Regions from separate parts of the Homo sapiens genome. Here region 2 is linked to region 1. Evidence: chromatin contacts called from ENCODE Hi-C or POLR2A ChIA-PET data. All regions are on one chromosome and are shown on one strand. Each heading gives the region's core, a stretch centred on a gene start or an enhancer-like site at or near the end of the contact. The rest is flanking DNA. Distances are from core to core; before and after follow the strand shown.

Region 1 (2,840 bases), core at 224-2,723:
GGGAGAAAAATATGGGCTAATACAATCAAAATTTGGTTACAAGTCCATCTTACAGGTCATGAAAGTAATTTAAAATAGTATTTCCTATTTTTACTATTCATCAAATCACCTGGAACACTTTTGAAAAACTAAAGATTCTTTTTTTATTATTTATTTTTTTTTATTTTTTGAGATGGAGTCTCACTGTGTCACCCAGGCTGGAGTGCAGTGGCAGGATCTCAGCTCACAGCAACCTCTGCCTCCCATATTCAAGCTATTCTCATTACCTCAGCCTCCCAAGTAATTGGGGGCACATCACCACACCTGGCTAATTTTTGTATTTTTAGTAGAGATAGGGTTTCACCATGTTGGCCTGGCTGGTCTCAAACTCCTGACCTCAAGAGATCCGCCCACTTTGGCCTCCCAAAGTGCTGGGATTACAGGCGTGAGCCACTGCGCCCGGCCAAAAAACTACAGATTCTTGAGTCCTGTTCAGAATCTCCTTTGTTGGGCTAAGAAATCTATATTTAAAACAAATCATTCAAAAATACTCTCTAGTAATTCTTATCCAGCCAGCCCCTCAAATAGCATTAGAAAATCATTAAGAGAGCTAAGGTAATTTTGATGCACAGTCAGGATCAGAAATCACATCTTCCAAAATTAAATTACAAATAATTTTATTTGACAATAATTAAAACATCAATGTATTATTTTTAACATCCCTTTATCAGGCATATAGCTAAACAACTACAAAGACAGAATTTGAAACCGAGAATTGCTCTTTCCTAGGCCTACCATTTTTCTTCTTTATTTTGCTACCCTCAGAAAAGGATATGCTGCTCGAAGGTGCCAAAAGTGGCATGGTACTATTGTATCAGGAAATGTTCCTAAAAATATTTTAATGAAAATTAAATATGCAAAATTATTCCAAAAATGTATATTCTTGTTGCTTGACAATCCAACTTTAACTAATTTTGTCATATTACAGCAGCATGACAGCTGCCTGGTCTCATGATTAAAGGGTAACTTTTAAGAAATATATAGAAACATCAGAACAGAAGTACTCTTAGAGTTTGAAAAACCTGGAATTAGGCTAATTAAATCATTTCAGCATGGTGAAATTTTAATCAAAAATTAAAATGTTATTAAAATCAAATTTTATAAATATTAAATTAAATTTATTAAAATTAAATTAAACTAAAATTAAAACTTTAATTCCAATTAAAAATTTTTAAATTAAAGAATGAACTCCTTTTGGGTTTCCTCCTCTGATTTTAAAATCCATGTATCATGCACGGAGCACTCTAACAAAAAAAGAAAAAGTCCTATCTACATTTGGCTAATGTAAGTACTCCATGTAGGTTCTGGACTTTTCTCCCTTGTTGATCCATTCCCATCTCTAGAGTCCAGAGCATACATCCCTATACTTCTTTCATGGGCCTGATCACTGAAGGCCTCAAAGTACACCTAACTTTCCTTAATACCTGGTTACCACTGGTTACCAATTACAGTGCAAATAAGCTATTATGGAATAGGGTGGATCAAAGGGTTGGACCAGGCATCTTAACCAAGAAAAGAGGTAATGTCAAATGACTCATCTCATAAGAGGATTGGCTTTTTAATAAATGTATTTGTTTAGTTTGTTCATGTCTATGTCCATAGTTTCTAGAAATTCAGACAAGTAGATTACTGGAAAAGGGAAGGCTCTTTTCAATTCTGCAAAAGCTTGGAGTTTATTTTCACAGTGAAGGCTGTATTGTGGGGCTATGACTAAAAGATAAAAAGTTCTAAAACCCATGTAGAACTGCCTAATATGCCCCCTCACAATAACCATGTCCTTTTCCTGCCTTTGCTGTTCTTTTTCTCCCTAACTGGTTTTTGCATAACACCCCAAACAAGGCATTACTGGGAAGATGATGAAGTCTTAGCTGAGAATGAATTCCAAAATGCTTACCATGGCCTACTGTGCACTGAAAAAGTGTTTCCCTGTGAGATCTCAGTGACTCATCTCTTACTACTTCACTGTCTTATTGCTGCCACTCCTTTCTCTCTAACTTCCCTGCCCTTCATGAAATACATCAAGTCTGTGCCAGACTCAGAGCATTGGCATTCCCATTTCTGTGTCTTAAAGGTACTTAGCTGAGATTTCTGCTTGGCTCCCTCCCTCATTGCATGCACTTCTCTGCTCAGATGCTACCCTCTGAATACTTTATTCAGGCTTTTAAGAGGCTTTTCAGAATACTCTATAAAATAGTACTCTCTGTGTCTACCAAAACTCTCTATCCGCTCTGCCTGCTTTATTTTCCCTCAGAGCACTTTTCACCTCCTGACCAATTATGTATTTATTTGCCATTTATCTCTACCCACTGAAATTTGAGTTCTATGAAAGTAGAGATTATGTCTTTTTGATTCAGGTATGTTTGGTTTCTAAAACACTAACTGATGCACTAGAAATTTATAATGAATATATTAATTAATATATATGAATAAGAGAATTTCAGCTTACTAAATGCATCAGTGGCTGATTTTTTAAAGTATAGGTTCTCCAACATGTTATCACGTGTGTGTATCAGGTAGGGCCCGGAATAGTTATCCCTGACGCCCTTTATCCTCTTCCCCAACAAGCACGTACTCATTCCACTTTACACAATCACACACAAATGTACACACTCACAGCTTGTATGTACTGCCAAAGTGATTGCTGCCAGACACCATACAGTTGGATATATTTAAATCATTATTTATTTTTGTAGTCTGTAGTTTGAGATTTAACAATTCATTCTGCTTGAACTGATTTTGTAGCTCATCAGTGATGTTGCCAGTCAGCCATAGCATTTGGGCCTTGGATGATGCAGGTTTGC
Region 2 (2,876 bases), core at 339-2,838, 850 kb after region 1:
TGCTAAGATAATGCTAGTTTAGGCACTCTAATTGAGACTGGTACCAATTATTTTTCTGTTTCCTAAGCCATGAACACTAACTTATTCTAAGGCCCAAAGTTGAAGATACAGCATTTCACCACCTTCAGTGAGTTCTACCAGAAGATGCTTTGGAGAGAGGAGTATGCTCTCATAAAAGTGTGATTATTTCTCTGTGGTTTTAGATACTAATGTAAAACAGCCCGTTTCCTTATAGGACAAGTCTACTCACTAAAATGTGAGGAATCTGCTAAACAAGGTCTTTACTACTGGTCAAAATAGTAAAATTGTGCTTTTCTATTCTATGCAGAGCCTTGCAAGAGGTTCAGGTAAAGGGACCTTTCTTTCTGCATTTCTTTCTGCACGAATTCCCTAAACGTTTCTAGAGAACTTGGGGAAAAATTAGTCCCATTTCCTCTCCACAGGTCTTCTTTCTCTTGATTCAATCAATTCCTGCTCAAACTTTCCCACTTAATGTAACTTTATGAACAAAATGCTCTTCACTGCAAAGTTAACTTTTTTTTTTAATGACAAGTTAAACTTCACTATACTGAAAAAAAAAAAAAACCTCAAATACATAACTAAAACTAACCTGAGACAGGAAAAATAACAAATGGGGAGGGGAAGGCTGAAGGTAGAAGAATGAAACAGGTTCCAAGACAACAGGCCTCGATGCTCACTAAAAGTCCATCCTGAGAGGGCAAGCGGAACACCTTTGCCACCACCCACCTGGAAATACAGCAATGCTCCTGCCTGCATAAAGATTTCTTCACAGGGTCCTTTAAAACTGTCTATTTCTAAGAGGTCCCTTCCACTACAGGTAAAAGGAAATTCCCTCTACCCTAGGGCCCCTCAGGATCCCTTCCTCTCTCACACGTTTCTTCGACTGCTCCTGATTTAAGCATTCAGCTGGCCACGCAACGCAAGAAGCAATAAGAACACAAAAACCCTACCCTGTTCCTCCTCTATCCGTGGCCTTTGCCACCACCTCCACAACCTAGTTCAGATTCCTCTTCTTTTCTCAAGGGAACGTCTAAAGCTCTCAAGTCCGTTTTGGCAGGGCGATTTTGTAAGTCTGAAACATTTCAGTGTGTCTCTCGATCTCAGGCAGCTCAAAAGAAAAGATCTGCTGGCTGCGTGAAGGTGCATTAGAAACCTGCTGCTACCTTGCAGCCTGGGCTGAGCATATGCTCCGGAACTTGCTTCTCTTCCAACATCCTGCACCTCAGGTCAGCATTCCTTCTTTAAAAGGCCTTGTTGGGTAAGAGCATGTCCACCAACAGAACCCTGTAATTCTCCCTTGTTTTCTCGGACTCCCCTGCGTGCTGCAGAAGCCTGGGCGTTAGTGGGGTAGTCCCGAGTGGAACTGGGCCGAGGTAGGTGCCGGGACGCACTACCTGGATGGGGCCAAATTGGAAGGAGATTCGCCCTGACTGAGGTACAGGTGTTTCTTCTCCCCACATGCTGGAACCCAGGAGGCTCCAGGTGCTTCCCCACGAGACATGCCTCGGTATGCAGACTGAGGCCAAGTTCTCGGCGCCCTCAGCCCCGCCAGTAGCGGAACTCCTGCCCGCTGAGCGAGGGCCCTCATGAGAAGGGAAGGTCGCGTGGACAGGCTGCCAGGGGCAAGCGTTTTTAGATTACTTCCTCCTTCTTGGCCCCAGATGCACTTGTGAGTTGGGGGTGTGCGCGGTGGGGTGGGAGGGTGCTTGTGCCCAAAAAGTCTGGGAACGAAAGCTACTGCTGGCTCGAACCCGGACTAGCAAAGTGCGGAAAGCCCGTGGCACAGGAGTGGGTGCCAGGCAGCCCGCACGCAGGTGACCGGCGGACCCCCTCCCCAGGCCCGGGCGGCGGCGGGGCGGGGTGGGGTGGGACTGACCCCTGGCTCCGCCCCGCGGCGCCCCCCGCTGGGCCCCGTTTCCTCCCCCCCCCTCGCGTCCCCGCCGCCCGCACTCACAGCGCTTGGGTGAAGGCGCTGAGCCCCTCGGGCACGGCCGTCAGCCCCTTCCCGGAGCAGTCCACCCGACGGTCGCCGTCGCAGCTGCAGGGCGCCGCGCAGAGAGGCGGCGCCGCGCCGCTGGGCCCGGCCGAGCCGAGCAGCCCCAGGGCGAGGAAGCAGAGCAGCCCTAGCGGGCCCGGCATTGCTGCGGCCGCCTCCCGCGCCGGCCTCTCCCGCGGCGCTGCTCGCTCCGCTGCCCTCCGATGTCCCCCGCCGCCCCCGGGCAGCCGGCCTGCGGGCTGGAGCGGGGGTCTCTTCCTCGGCGGTCCGCGCGGGCTCGGCCCCTTCAGCAGTCCGCCGCAGCGGCGCAGGGACGCGGCGCTCCGGAGTTTCGCCCTTCCCGCTGCTCCATGGACGCGCAGAGGCAGCCCCGCTCCTCCGGCGGCTCACGCCAGCCGGGCCGGCCCGGCGCAGCGGCGGGGGCCGCGCTCTGCCATCGCACCGGTCTCCCTGTCCCTGGCCTCTCAATGCAGCGGCTCTTCAAGGTTGCAGAGCGCAGCCTTCAGCCATGCCGGCCACTCGCCCCAGCCCCCGCCGTGGCTCTCGCACAAACACCCAGACTCTGGCTCGCTGTCTCCCAGCCGCGGCTCAATCTCTTCCCGTCCTTTTCCCTTCTAGGGTTGCACGCTCTGGTTCCCAAACCCCCGGCCGCTGGCTTATGCAAATCACTTAGGTACATGCAAAAGTATCCCTTCTCCCGGAGCGCCATTGGCCCGGGGAGGTCTCGAGCTCATTACTATGCAGAGAGGAGAGCCGCCATTGGCCAAGAGGAGGACCAGAGGGGCGTGTTTCTCGGGCGTGAGTGACAAGGTGGTGGTGGTTGTGGTGGTGGCGGCGGTGGTGGTGGTGGTGGTGGCGG

The links. A loop is a pair of places that touch in the nucleus more often than their neighbours do. ChIA-PET counts read pairs that join two places held with the same protein, here RNA polymerase II (POLR2A).
Region 2: a loop to region 1 is called in a map of mammary epithelial cell, with 16 times the contacts of the local background. The contact joins the promoter of LGR4-AS1 here to the enhancer-like site in region 1. A Hi-C loop is called at or near these places in 1 of 168 maps with a recorded cell type or tissue (mammary epithelial cell) and 1 of 37 single-sample maps with no recorded cell type. POLR2A ChIA-PET finds 5 or more read pairs at or near these places in 2 of 52 experiments (A673 and PC-9).

What each region holds. Positions count from the first base shown.
Region 1 is chr11:26,619,323-26,622,162 of GRCh38, forward strand. All of the region lies in intron 17 of ANO3 (anoctamin 3), which reads left to right. Among named protein-coding and RNA genes, the nearest start is that of MUC15, 48 kb to the left of the region's middle. Within about 2 kb of position 1,474, at least 2 of the 41 ENCODE cell types and tissues checked have a DNase peak (open chromatin) inside an H3K27ac peak, as active enhancers do; they include PC-9 and mammary epithelial cell, where a contact is called at or near this core.
Region 2 is chr11:27,470,143-27,473,018 of GRCh38, forward strand. It overlaps LGR4-AS1 (LGR4 antisense RNA 1), which reads left to right and starts at 1,589. Exons shown (of 4, transcript NR_131170.1): 1 at 1,589-1,690; 2 at 2,636-2,815. LGR4 (leucine rich repeat containing G protein-coupled receptor 4) reads right to left here and starts at 2,648. Exons shown (of 18, transcript NM_018490.5): 1 at 1,976-2,648. The coding sequence starts at 2,160. RefSeq lists silencers at 1,762-1,821, 2,072-2,241, 2,372-2,421.